Regions from separate parts of the Homo sapiens genome. Here region 2 is linked to region 1. Evidence: chromatin loops called from intact Hi-C (ENCODE). Cell type or tissue: endothelial cell of umbilical vein. All regions are shown on one strand. Links, peaks and the distances in the headings refer to the core of each region. The heading gives the core; the rest is flanking DNA.

What was found. Hi-C counts contacts between places; a loop is a spot of excess contacts. Peaks named below come from ENCODE experiments on the same cell type or tissue, not always from the same donor. Only the 100,000 strongest peaks of a DNase experiment are listed, where the experiment ranks them.
Region 2: it touches region 1 in a loop (4-fold over the local background); 8 of 110 quality-filtered maps call a loop at or near these places.

What each region holds. Positions count from the first base shown.
Region 1 is chr1:65,951,457-65,956,456 of GRCh38, forward strand. All of the region lies in intron 3 of PDE4B (phosphodiesterase 4B), which reads left to right. Among named protein-coding and RNA genes, the nearest start is that of PDE4B-AS1, 97 kb to the right of the region's middle. In endothelial cell of umbilical vein, for the core only: no CTCF peak of the experiment used is centred there; a DNase peak (open chromatin) is centred at 1,905; H3K27ac peaks cover 1,115 bases.
Region 2 is chr1:65,713,666-65,722,273 of GRCh38, forward strand. No RefSeq gene overlaps it. Among named protein-coding and RNA genes, the nearest start is that of PDE4B, 75 kb to the right of the region's middle. In endothelial cell of umbilical vein, for the core only: no CTCF peak of the experiment used is centred there; no DNase peak of the experiment used is centred there; H3K27me3 peaks cover 263 bases.

The DNA.
Region 1 (5,000 bases), core at 1-5,000:
TTTTTGATCCAGTAAAAAAAGTGTCACCTCTCGTCAGGACTTCAATAGTTCTGAAGGGTCTGGAAGTAAGTCATTGTCTCCTGAGTTGATTTAAGGCAGTTTATGATGAGAGTCATTCTGTTTTTTATTCCCTAAAACTCTGAGCATACTGCTGAGTGAATAGTCTGTGCTCCACAACTACTTGAAAAATGGTGATGCAGGCCAAAGTGTTTTGAAAACTGTAAAAATCCATGCGGAAATGAGGTAATATGATTGCTTTAAATTGACCTCTCCAAAGGCTCTTTCACCTTTTACCTGTTTTACCTGTTTTACCCCATATATAGATCCCAATGTTCTTCCTCCTACTTGATGCAGAATGCCTGTTTCATTTTCTCCTTTTTAGCCATAAAAATTCCAAGTATAATTCTAGGGCTTGGTTTGAATCCCACTGTGAGGAAACAAATCCCGATACTCTAAGGTTTGGCAATGGAGGATGAATATCCCTTTAGGGAAAACGATGGCTGAAACCTGTGGGTTTCACTCGTGTCTACTGAGATTCTCCTAAGGGACCTTCTTTTCTTAGGACAGTGTTTTCAAAGTGTAGTCCGCACGTCAGAATATTAGCATTACTAGAGAACTTGTTAAAAATGAAAATGATTAGCTCTACCCCAGACCTATTAAATTTTGAACCCTGATTGTAGGACCCTGCAGTTCATGTTTCAGTAAGCCTTCCAGGTGATTGTGAGGCCCGCTAAAGTTTGAGAACCATTGTCCTAGGGAATCACTTACTGATCACTTTTGATACCACCCCATTAGCTTCAGGAAGTCCTCCTCAACTTAGCACTTTACACCAAATTAACCCTTAATTGTTGTGGCACAGTCAAAACATTTAAACTAGCTTTCCTACCTAATGCCTTCTCCATCATAAAAAGAAAGTGAATTCCTAACATTAATGTATAATTAGGCCAGGCGCGATGGCTCATGCCTGTAATCCCAGCACTTTGGGAGGCTGAGGTGGGTGGATCACCTGAGGTCAGGAGTTTGAGATCAGCGTGGTCAACATGCTGAATCCCCATCTCTACTGAAAAAATACAAAAATTAGCCAGGCATGGTGGTGTGTGCCTGTAATCCCAGCTGCTCTGGTGGCTGAGGAGGGAAAATTGCTTGAACCCAGAGATGGAGGTTTCAGTGAGCCAAGATCATGCCATTGCACTCCAACCTGGGTCACAAGAGCAAAACTTGGTCTCAAAAAAATAAAAATATAAAAATAAAAATAAACCCACCAGTTTTATAGTCAGGCAAACTACACTTTGACTCCTGCTTTTCACTCAACCACGTTGATAGGAAGGCTCTGCATCTGTTAAATGATGGTAATAGTAATATCTACCTTTTAAGACTATGGTGGAAATTAAGTGAGTTGGTGAATGGAAAGCACTTAGCAAAACGTCTGACTCATAGGTGGTTTTCAGTAAATGATAACAAATCATAATTTAGCTTAGTCATCATCATTTCATAGCCCCCTATCTGCAGTGGGTCTCAGAGACTAGCTCTCAGGCCACCTCCACCGGGCATGGAACATTTTTTACCTTTGGAATTTAGAGGCAACCCTAAGCATGTCTTGGGCCCTTAGGGTGTAAGCCAAGAGAGAAGCAGGAATTCTCTTCTGTGTCTAACTTCCACTGTCCAAATTCTAACTTCCACTGTCTTAAGACCCTTCTGTCACCTAGGATATTGTTTTTGGGAAACATCAGGCCCATTCCCAACATTTACAGGGACTGAAGCAGGAGTACAAATGGAAGGCCCACACATCATATATGTATTTATAATTTACAGAGCAAGCTGAAAATGTTTTATACTCTGGGTAGGCAGGATATCAGCCCACACAATCCCAGGAAGCTGTGACTATGTTACATTATGAGATAAAGGGACTTTGCAGATGTGATTAAGTTCAGGGCTTGAGATGGGGTGGTGATCCTAGATAATCTAGTCCGATGAAATCACAAGGGTCTTTATAAGAAGGAGGCAGGAGAGTCAGAGAAGGAGATGTAACAAAGGAAGCCAAAATTGGAGTTGTGCAAATCCATGAGTGAGGTAGTGGGCAGTCTCTAGAAGCTGTGAAAAAGCAAGAAAAGGGATTCTTCCCTTGATCCCCAGTGGGAGTGCCTTGCTGGCCCATTTTAGACTGCTGACCTTCAGAACTGCTCCTTAATATATTTGTGTTGTTTTAAGTCATAAAGTTGCAGCAATTAGTTACTACAGTGATAAGAAACTAATAAACCTCCTACCTTCATAACAGTACAATTTTTAAAAAATGTGTACATATGTTTTTATAAGACTGAAAGTTGGCAAAATATCAATGGTGATTGAATTTGATTATTATTTTGCATAACAAATGGTCTTTGAATGACTCAATAATATTTGGGTGAATAATAAAATAAAGAATAAAATAAAGATACAATTTATTATTATTATTTTCTGTTTAAGATGGAGTCTCGCTCTGTTGCCTAGGCTGGAGTGTAGTGGCATGATCTTGGCTCACTGCAATCTCCATCTCCCAGGTTCAAGTGATTCTCTTGCCTCAGCCTCCCAGGTAGCTGGGATTACAGACATGCCACCACACCCAGCTTATTTTTGTATTTTTAGTAGATACGGGGTTTCATCATGTTGGCCAGGCTGGTCTCGAACTCCTGACCTCAAATGATCCACCTGCCTTGGCCTCCCAAAAAGCTAGGATTACAGCTGTGAGCCACTGTGCCTGGCCTCATTAATTATTTTTATCTCATAACACTTATTTTTCTTTCCTGTATTTCAGCACAATCATGAGTTATATGGTTCAGAGAACTTGTTTCTTATACACAGTATTGCCAAACTAGGCCACCATACTTGAATTACTGTAGTTCCTAGCTAATATTTTTAAATTATTTTCAGTCTGGAGAAACTTGGTTCTACTGAGGCAGTAGCAACCTAATTGTCATTAAAACTCTTAAAGAATACTGGATTAAGAAATAGATTATTAAGTTATATATCACGTTCATGCATTATAAGGGGATTGTCTATGATGCATGATCTCATCATGATCTTATCATGATCTCAGAAAAAAATTACCAAGTATTTAACTTAAGCAAGTGATTACTGTTATGTATATTTTGCTTTTCAACACCTACAAATCAATATCTAGATGCCTAGAGTTTTACTTAAGTTTCTTTTTTCCCCCAATCTTTTCAATGGTGAAATATTAGAAGAAAATTTTAAAAACAGAAGTATGATGCTTAATTTGATCAGTTCTCTCACTACATTTGATACTATTTCTAAATAAGAATGACCAGTCTGCAGGTTCTCATTTGTTTGTGCATGAATTCCTTTGTGTTCATATAAATATTTTCTATTTCCTTTTTCTAATTTTTAAATATTTTATTGTTGCATCTCACATGTAGTTTATTTCAATTTAGAAAAAAGTGTTCAAAATATTTGCAAAGACTTTGTATTTTTTTTAAAATGAAGTAGCCAAACCTAGATTGTTAGTGTTTTTATAAACTTCTGCCATATAATAAGTGGCAAGCAACAATTCATACTGCATCAATTTGTGATTCTCTTGAGAATCGCAAACAAGAACACAGAGACATAAGAAAACAGACGCTTGGCACTTGTGGAAAATGGTGTGTTATTATACAAGAATCTTCTGCTTTAGTTCTGTCAGAGAGGGCAGAATTGAGTAAATACTTTGTCTTTTCTTTTACCAAAATCCTTCCCTGTACCCTGGAGCCCTGTCCGTCCATCCATCTCAGATGTTAGTTTCAGCACAGTCCCGTAAACCTTCAGGCACTGACACATAAAGACCTTTTGTTCTGAGGACTGGGAAGAGAGATGTAGAAAAGTGTTTCCCTAGGGCGTGGACAGTTTATACTACATCCACTAAAGTCAAGTGCAGTTCTGAGGGAACCCTTTTATGGGATTTTGCATTCTCTACCCATAGAAATGTGTCTTTCTCCTCTTATTGGAAAAACAACAACAAAAGCATAGAAATAGTAATAGAACTCACCGCAACAGCATAATGCACCAAGTGGCACATGTGTGCACACTGACACTCACACAAGTGAAAAACTGAAGCAAGTCGCCCAAATTTGCATGGGTAACAGATTTGGGATTCGAGCCCATGTCTACTTCACATTGAGTTCATTCTGGTACGTCATCTTGCTTCCTCAAGAGCAGGGTGTTATCCTTTCTCTGGTTTATCTAGCAGCTTACCTGTATTTGTCACTCAAAACTGACTCACATTTCACCTCCTGGGGAAGGTGCCCCAATTCCCTTTTGAACTTTCTACAGTAACATGCTCTTCAGTCATTTATAGGGTTACGTGCTGTTCTCACGCTGGCCTCTGATTCTTTGAGGACAAGGACTGTGTTTTACTGCTTTCTGCATTTCTGAGGCCTAAGAGAGCGCCTGGAATATATTAGGAGCTGAAATATGGGATAATAAGAAAGCTCTTAATTTTAAAAAAGAAATATGCTACCACTATAATTCAGCATATTAAGCAATAAGTATGGACATGAAATCCAGAAGTCACATAAATTCATCTTTAGGTCCCAGATTGATAGCTGCTGGGATATTTTTAGAGAATTTTGAAAAGATTCCACAGTTTTCTTCAGCAATTTATTCAAATATGGGCCATTCTATACTGTCAGCAAATTCTCTCTGATATTTAACCTGAAGCAGTAACCTATAAATGGTATGCTGAGGCTCTGAGAGAGCTGGTATAATTGCCAAAGTTGCAGTCTTACTACTGGGATATATTTAAGGTTTGGGAAAGTCTTAATTCAGCACATTTTGAAGAGCAGTATTTTTAGTTCCTTGGGTGAATGGTCCTGTTTTAATTCAGGAAACAAAAGGTGCTGGTTTAGCTAACAGTTTGATTTCAATCTCTGAAGCCTTTCCACCAATTATTTTCTTTTTCAAGCAAAATCAATCTTTCCTCCATGTTCTCAAGTCCAATTTATTTAAAACACACACGTACATGTCTGCAG
Region 2 (8,608 bases), core at 1,388-6,387, 240 kb before region 1:
AATCTCCAAACATACCATCTTATATCCAAAGGAGAAATTGACATGTCCATAAATAACGAATGTGATTTTTTTCAAGTCCAGTGAAACCAGCATTGGTTGTCTCTGTTCAGGATGGAGGCCAGTAATAAAAAGAGATGCCCTAACTCTGCTATGCATGCCCAAGAGAGAAATGTGCTCACATTATCTCTTAGCTATAAAGAATGAAAAGGAGAAAGTGTTTGTGGGAATAAATGGAAAATCATTAGTTGGCTTCTGTTAAGAGGGCAAGGGAGAGAGCTAATGCATTAAGGCCAAACTAGCTTCTCAGAATATGGTTATCAAACTTATCACCCTCCTCCCTCAACCGTCTCACTCTCTTCATTTTCTATTTCCAAGTGACATGAAGCCTTGGCTTCTAAGATAGTGCAGTAATGAATACCTAAATTCTGTATGTAAAAGAGCTCAACCATAAAATCAGCTACCCATACACCTGTAAAGCAGGAAGAGAAAAGAACCTTTTCCTTAGAATGGACTCTATACAAATGCAAAGACAGTAATGGAATAATAGGAAATAAAAAGACAGAGAGGCACAAAAATGCATATTTTGCAAAACTATATATACCAAATAAACTAAAAAATGCAGTGTTTACTTTCTTAAAAGAAACAGAAAACAAGTGATATAAGTAAAGAAACAAGTGGAAAAACATTCCCGTCTTTGAGTATATTACAGTCTTTCTTGCTACCAAAGACTTTTTAAAATATGATTTTTTTCATAATTATAGACATAATTAGGGACTTTGCTTCCTAATGTTTTCCACGATACTTAAAATGAAGATAGTCTGATGATCTAAATTAATCCTTAGAATGAAGGCTTGTTATTCCTGCTAGGAAAGATTTGTCTCCCTAGACTATCTTAGAAGCTAAAACCATGAACCAGGCTGTATTGTAGTGTCTGCAATGCAGCACTGAACAAGACAGAAAATGTCCCTGTTCCTGGGGATTTTACATCCTAAAGTTTGCATTTGTTCCTGTTCTTGCATTTCTCCCCGCCGTTTATTTTACCTTCATGATTTTGTGTATCTCTTTCTCCCTTTCTCTGTTTTCCCTATGTTCCCTTTTTCCCACTTATTATTTTCTGAATTGGACATAAATTAGAACAAAATATTTTTGATTATGCATTATATTTGTTGAAAAATTGTTTAGTATTTTAATTTTTAAAATAAAAAATCTTTAAAAAAAAGAATGGACTCTATACAAAGTAGTGTGTTCTGAGAGCAGACTAAAGAAAAGAGCATGGTCTCTGATATATGTGCTGTATAAGCAAGTAATAGAAAGTTTTATTATAACACAGCCACATGTATTTGTCTACATATTGTCTATAGCACCTTTGGTTCTACAGTGGCAGATTTGTGGGATCTAAAAATCAAAACAATTGAACTCATGGGCATAGCGTATCCAACAATGGTGGCCAGAGTCTGCTAAGGGTAGTAGGGGATTGTGGGGGAGGTGGGGATGGTTAATGCTTACATTAAAAGCAGTTAGAAAGAATGAATAAGACCTAGTATTTGCTAGCACAACAGGGTGACTATAGTCAGTAATAACTTAATTATACATTACTAAAAGAGTGTAATTGAATTGTTTGTAATACAAAGGATAAATGCTTGAGGGGATGAATACCCCATTCTCCATGATATGATTATTACACATTGCATGCCTGTACCAAAATATCTCATGTACCCTATAAATATATACGCCTATGTACCCATTGGGTAAACTCACTGCTGGATCATATGGTAGCTCAATATTAGTTTTTTAAGGAACTTCCAAACTGTTCTTCATAGTGTTTGTACCAATTTACATTCCCACCAACAGTGTACAAAGGTTCCCTTTTTCTACTCTGTTGCAGCATTTGTTATTGCCTGTCTTTTAGATATAAGCCATTTTAACTGGGGTGAGATGATATCCCATTGTAGTTCTGATTTGCATTTCTCAGATGATCAGTAATGTTGAGCACCTTTTCTTATGCCTGTTGGTCATTTGTATGTTTTTTGAGAAATTTATATTCAAATCTTTTGCCTATTGTTTAATCAGATTATTAGATTTTTTTTCCTCTAAGGCTGTTTAAGCTCCTTATATAAAACATGGTTATTAATTTCTTGTCATATGGGTAGTTTGCAAATATTTTCTCCTGTTCTGTGGGTTGTCTATTCACTTTGTTGATTGTTTCCTTTGCTGTGCAGAAGATTTTTAACTTGTTGTGATCCCACTAGTCCATTTTTGCTTTGGTTGCCTGTGCTTGCCTGGGTATTACTCAAGAAAGTTTTGCCCAGACCAATGTCCTGGAGAGTTTCCTCAATGTTTTCTTGTAGTAGTTTCATAATTTGAGTTCTTAGAGTTAAGTCTTTAGTCCATTTTGATTTGATTCTTGTATACAGAGAAGGATAAGGGTCTAGTTTCATTCTTCTGCCTGTGGATATCCAGTTTTCCCAGCATCATTTATTGAAGAGACTGTCTTCTACCCAGTGTATGTTCTTGGCACTTTTGTCAAAAATGAATTCACTGTGGGTGTGTGGATTTGTTTCTGGGTTCTCTATTCTGTTCCATTTATCCATGTGTCTGTTTTTATGCCAGTACCATGCTGCTTTGGTGACTTAGCTCTGTACTATAATTTGAAGGCAGGTAATGTGATTCCACCAGTTTTGTTGTTTTGTATAGGATAGCTTTGGCTATTCTGGGTCTTTTCTGGTTCCATATAAATTTTAGAGTTTTTTTTTTCTATTTCTGTGAAGAATGTCATTGGTATTTTGATAGGGATTGCATTGAATCTGTAGATTGCTTTGAGTAGTATGAACATTTTAACAATATTGATTTTTCCAATCCATACAAATGAAATATCTTTTCATTTTTTGGTGTCACCTTCAATTTCTTTCATCAATGTTTTATGTTTTCATTATAGAGATCTTTCACTTCTTTGGTTAAGTTCTTTCCTAGGTATTTAAATTTATTTGTGGCTATTGTAAATAGGATTACTTTTTGATTTCTTTTTCAGATTCTTCACTGTTGGCATATAAAAATGGTACCGATTTTTGTATGTTGATTTCGTATCCTGTAACTTTACTGAATTTGTCTATTAGTTCTAATAGTTTTTTGGTGGAGTCTTTAGGTTTTTCCAAATATAAGATCATATAATCTGAAAACAAGGATAATTTGACTTCTTCCTTTCCAATTTGGATGCCCTTTATTTATTTCTCTCATCTGATTTCTCTAGTTAGGACTTCTAGTATTTGCTGAATAAAGTTGTGAAAGTGGGCATCCTTATCATTTTCCAGATCTTAGAAGAAAGGCTTTCAGTTTGGGAAAGGCTTATTGTCTGGGAAAGTCTTTATTTCTCCTTCATGTTTGAAGGATATTTTTGCTGGATATACTATTCTAGGGGAAAAGATTTTTTTCCTTCAGCACTTTAAATATGTCATGCCACTCTCCTGGCCTGTAAGGTTCCCACTGAAAAGTCTGCTGCCAGATGTATTGAAGCTCCATTGTATATTATTTATTTCTGTCTTGTTGCTTTTAGAATTTTTTTATTTATCCTTGACCTGTGGGAGTTTGATTATTAAATACCTTGAGGTAGTACTCTTTGGATTAAATTGGCTTGGTGTTCTATAACCTTCTTGTACTCAGATATTGATATCTTTCTCTAAGTTTGGGAAGCTATCATTATTATCCCTTTGAATAAACTTTCTACCTCTATCTCTTACTCTGCATCCTCTTTAAAGCCAATAACTCTTAGATTTTCCTTTTCGAGGTTATTTTTTAGATCCTGTAGGGATGTCTCATTGGTTTTCATTATTTTTTTCTTTTGTCTACTCTGGCTGTGTATTTTCAAATAGCCTGTCTTCAAACTCAGCAATTCTGTCTTCTGATTGATCAATTCTGATATTAAAAGACTCTTATGCATTCTTCAGTATGCCAATTGCATTTTTCAGCATCAGAATTTCTGCTTAATTCTTTTTAGTTATTTCAATCTCTTTGTTAAATTAACTGATAAAATTCTGAATTCCTTCTCTGTGTTATCTTGAATTTCTTTGAGTTTCTCAATACAGCTGTTTTGAATTATCTGTCTCAAAGGTCACATATCTCTGTTTCTCCAGGTTTGGTCCTTGGTGCCTTATTTAGTTCATTTGGTGAGGTAATGTTTTCCTGGATGGTGTTGATGTTTATAGATGTTCTTTGGTGTCTAGGCATTGAAAAGTTAGGTATTTATTGTAGTCTTCTCAGTCTGGGCTTGTTTTAGCTGTCCTTATTGGGTAGGCATTCCAGATATTTGAAAGAATTTGCATGTTATGATCTAAGCTGTATCCACTCTAGGGGGCATCCCAAGCCCAGTAATGCTGGGGTTCTTGCAGACTCATAAAGGTACTACCTTGATGGTCTTGGGCAAGATCCAGAAGAATTCTCTGGATTACCAGGCAGAGACTCTTGTTCTCTTCCCTTACTCTCTCCCAAGTGAATGGAATCTTTTTCTCTGTTCTGAGCCACTTGGAGCTGTGGGTGGTGTGACACAAGCACCCCTGTGGCCATGATGACTAGGGCCGTACTAGGTCACACCTGAAGCCAGCACAGCACCGGGTCTCACCTAAGGCCTGCTGTAACTTCCTGGCTACAGTCTATAATTAATTCGTAAAGGCCATGGGGCTCTACAGTCAGCAGGTGGCAAAGCCAGCAAGGCTTGTGTCCTTCCCTTCAGGGTAGTGAATTCCTGCTGGCCCTGGGCAGGACCAGAAGTGCTATCTGGAAGCCAGCAACTAGAGTAAAAAACCTTAGAAGTCTGCCTGGTGTTTTCTTATACTGCAGCTAAGCTGGAACTCAAACCACAAGACACAGTCCTTCCTACTCTTCCCTCCCCTTTCCAAAGACAGAGGAGCCTCACCCCATGGTCACCACCATGTCTAGCCCACAGGGAATACTGCCAGACTAATAATGTTGTTCCCTTAAGGCCCAAGGGCTCTTTAGTCAGCTTGTGGTGAATGCTACCTGGCCTTGGACTCACCCTTCAGGGCAGTGGGCTCCCATCTGACTCAGGGCAAGTCCAGAAATACCATCCAAGAGTCAAGTCCTGCAATCTAGGACCCCAAGAGCCTGCTTGATGTTCTACACCCCTGTGGCAGTGTTGGTACCTAAGGTGCAAGACAAATGATATTTGAATAAATAGAAAAAGCAATATCCTTTGCTTTTTCTTCTGCTCTTCTCAAGTGGAAGGAGTTTTTCCCCATAGCCACCACAGCTGGTAATATGCTGAGTCTCACCTGAAGCCAGCAAGTCTTATAGGCTCACTCATGGCCTTTAACATAGTACCTGGGTATCACTGCTGGTTATTCAGGGCTCAAGGGCTCTTCAGTTAGCAGAGGAGGAATACTGCCAGAACTGAGTGCTTCTCTTCAAGGCAGCAGGTTTTCTTCTGGCCCAGGGTATGTCTAGGAATGTCATCCAGGAGCTAGGGCCTCGAATAAGAGCCTCATGATGCTGACTGATGCCCTATCCTGCTGTGGCTAAGCTGGTATCTAAGATGCAAGAAAAAGTCCTCCTCACTCTTACCTCTCCTCTCCTCAAGCAGAAGGAAGGGGTCTCTTTTGGAGCTGAGCAGCCTGGGTTTAGGGGAGAGGTGATACCCACACTCCCTTAGCTGCCCCTGGCTGGTGTCTCAGTAGGTTGCATGCCCCATCAGTCCACTGTCTCTGGGCCCAGTTCAGCACTAGGACTTGCCTGGAAGTTCCAGTCCTTGTGGCCTAGACTGCCTTTCAAGTTTATGTAGGGCCCCAAAGCATGTTAACCTGTGATGGCTAGGCTTATGGGAACTGAAGTTTGCACCACTGGGATTGGTGATTCCCCTCTTGCTATGGCTGATTTAATTGCTCTCTCCATGGGCGGGCATCCGCTGACTTTTGTCTGGTTTTGTTTTCTGTTTTAATAGGGCAGCACTGAGTACATTGCCTCACTGATGCTGCAATAAATATCCCTTTCCCCAGCACGAAGAAACACTGTCTGCACCAGGCTGCTGCTGCCAGGGGATAGAGCAGGGGCATTGTTGGTGATTCGAGAAGGTTTTTCCCACCTCTTCAGTGACTCTTTCAGCGATATGAAGTTAAAACCAGGTACTAAGAGTGTTCACCTGATTTTTGGTTCTTATGAAGGTGCTTCTTGTGTGTAGATAGGTGTCCTTGTGGCAGGGGGTTGGGGGGTTGATTGGTGGAGCCTTCTACCCCACCATCTTGCTCATCAATACACCATTAATCAAAAAGAACTGGGTGAATATCCTGACTTTGTTATCTGTATGAATGTATGTCTTCTAATCTCAAGATATTAAAATACATACCTTGCAGAACCATGGGGGATGAAGGATCATTTATAAATCAGTAAGCATGAGACAAAATATGCTCTTAACAAATAGCTTCTATTATAAGTAATATATAAAGTACATATTTCCAAAGGGTTGTTAAGTATGGTCACACACTGAATCCCCCGCCTCCTCTAAAGCATTTATCCAATAGTAAGTATCCATTAAGTAAGGGGAATTTTGAAATATGAATTAAGAAAGTAAATATTACATGGAATGAGCTCTGCTTATGGCCAAATATAGTGTTAGACAATATCCATATGTCACCTCATCAAACTCTAGTGCCTTGATTATGCATTAAATAAGGCTTCCCTAAACAAAATACTTTCAAATATTCCTTTATTTGGTTGCCCTGAGTTTTTACATTCTTGTCCGGTATATTGTGGTAAGATTCTGGATGTATTAGGGACATATGCTTAAATTTTTTTCTTTTTGAAATAAGAGTAAGTCTACTGTGAAAAGGGAAATGGGAAAGAAGAACCTACATTATGCTAAGAAAGGGCACATATAGAAGTTTAGGAGCTGGAAATTGATTCCTTTGCAATTATAAATTATCATATACCATTTGGAGTGTTCAGGTACTCTCAAGGAGATACACATTCCAGTTTGAAGACCAGTCTAAGGGAATGAAATGGCTTTGCCCAATATTAAATCCTGTAGAGGAGCAAAAAAAAAAAAAAGTAAGTTAGTATTAAAAATATACAAAAAAAGTGATTTACACATGTAATAATTAGAAAAAGTAACCTTTGGCTATGTTTACAAAGTGCATTATTATAATTAAACTTATTGGGTATTTATAACATCACTATGAAGAAGTTTGGAATTAGTATTTTTTTAAAAAAGAGGAAGTTAAGATTAAGAGAGTTTAAGTGGCTTTCTTAAGGTCCCAAAATGAAGTGGCAGAACCAGGACATAAACTCAGTCTTCTGGTTCTAAAGATGTGTACCAGATAACAGTTATTACCTACATCAATAAAATCTGGGACCATTGTAAATAAACATTTAAAATCTTTCTTAAATATTGATTTTTGAAAACTTCCTAAAATTAGAATTTTCAAGTGTTTTAATAAGGGAGTATGTAAAGTGTATAGATTTTTTTTCTTACTGCCCATGTTTTCTATGAATCATCAAGCTAAAAATTCTATTGCTATTTGGTTTTTAAATCAATATTTCTAGAGCATAACAGAATACACATAAAGACTAGCAATCAATAGCACCACAACAATTTCAATGGCCATGACTTTTTTTTTATATAAGATATTCAGTATTTCATTTTGGGATCTGAAACATTAAGGAAGTAATGTGGTGTTTTTAAACTTAACTGAGTACTAATCCTTTTAGTAAATTAGAAATTAAAGCTGACGTACTTCTTTCCAAAATATTCTTTCTTAAGATACTCTAACTTTACGGTTTTTCTCTCATTGTTAGAATGGGATTATTTACCTACTGCTAATTTTGGATTTAAGCTATTGTTTTTGGAGGAGATAATTTTAACACTAAATTTTGAGTCTAAAAACCTGTGTGGTAAAAAGGTAGTTTACCAAACACCATTCTATAAAATAATACCATTTTATAAATATAATTTTATAATACTACTCTTATAAATACCATATTATAAAAGAAGTTTTAGGAAATGCTTTCGGGTACTTAATGACTAATATATTGCATCTTCTACCGAGGAGAGCCTCTGAGTTTCGTGTCCTACATCCCATGGGAGGCCCCTACAGGGGCATGGAAAACCCATTGCATCTCATCACTGCTAACTGACAAATTAATTAAAGCTTATTTCCTGTCCATGAAAGCCAGTGGTCTTGCCATAAAAGGTGAGCTAGGAGATATTCATTTTTCATACTATAGCATATACATTTAAAGAAAGTGTGTGATTTATAGAAAGTAATGTATAAGAAATTACAGTTCATTCCCAAGAGGGTCACTCAAATTAGAAAGATCCATCCTAAAATCTAGGCGTATGGAGTTCCTCCACTTTAAAAATCATTTTCTTAACCCAAGAATGTAAGTAGGAGACTATCCTTTGATAACTATACTGAAAGAACAAATTTAAAGAAAATATGCAGATGTTTCAACGTTTAGAAACAGAAAACCACCACAGGAAATAATTAAATAGAAGCATAACTCCGGCCCAAGGACAAGTGTCATTTACCGGTGTAAGGTGAAATAGGAAAGAAAAGGGATGGTGCAGTGACTTTTTAATAATGCTATTTTTAAAAACAAGTAAATT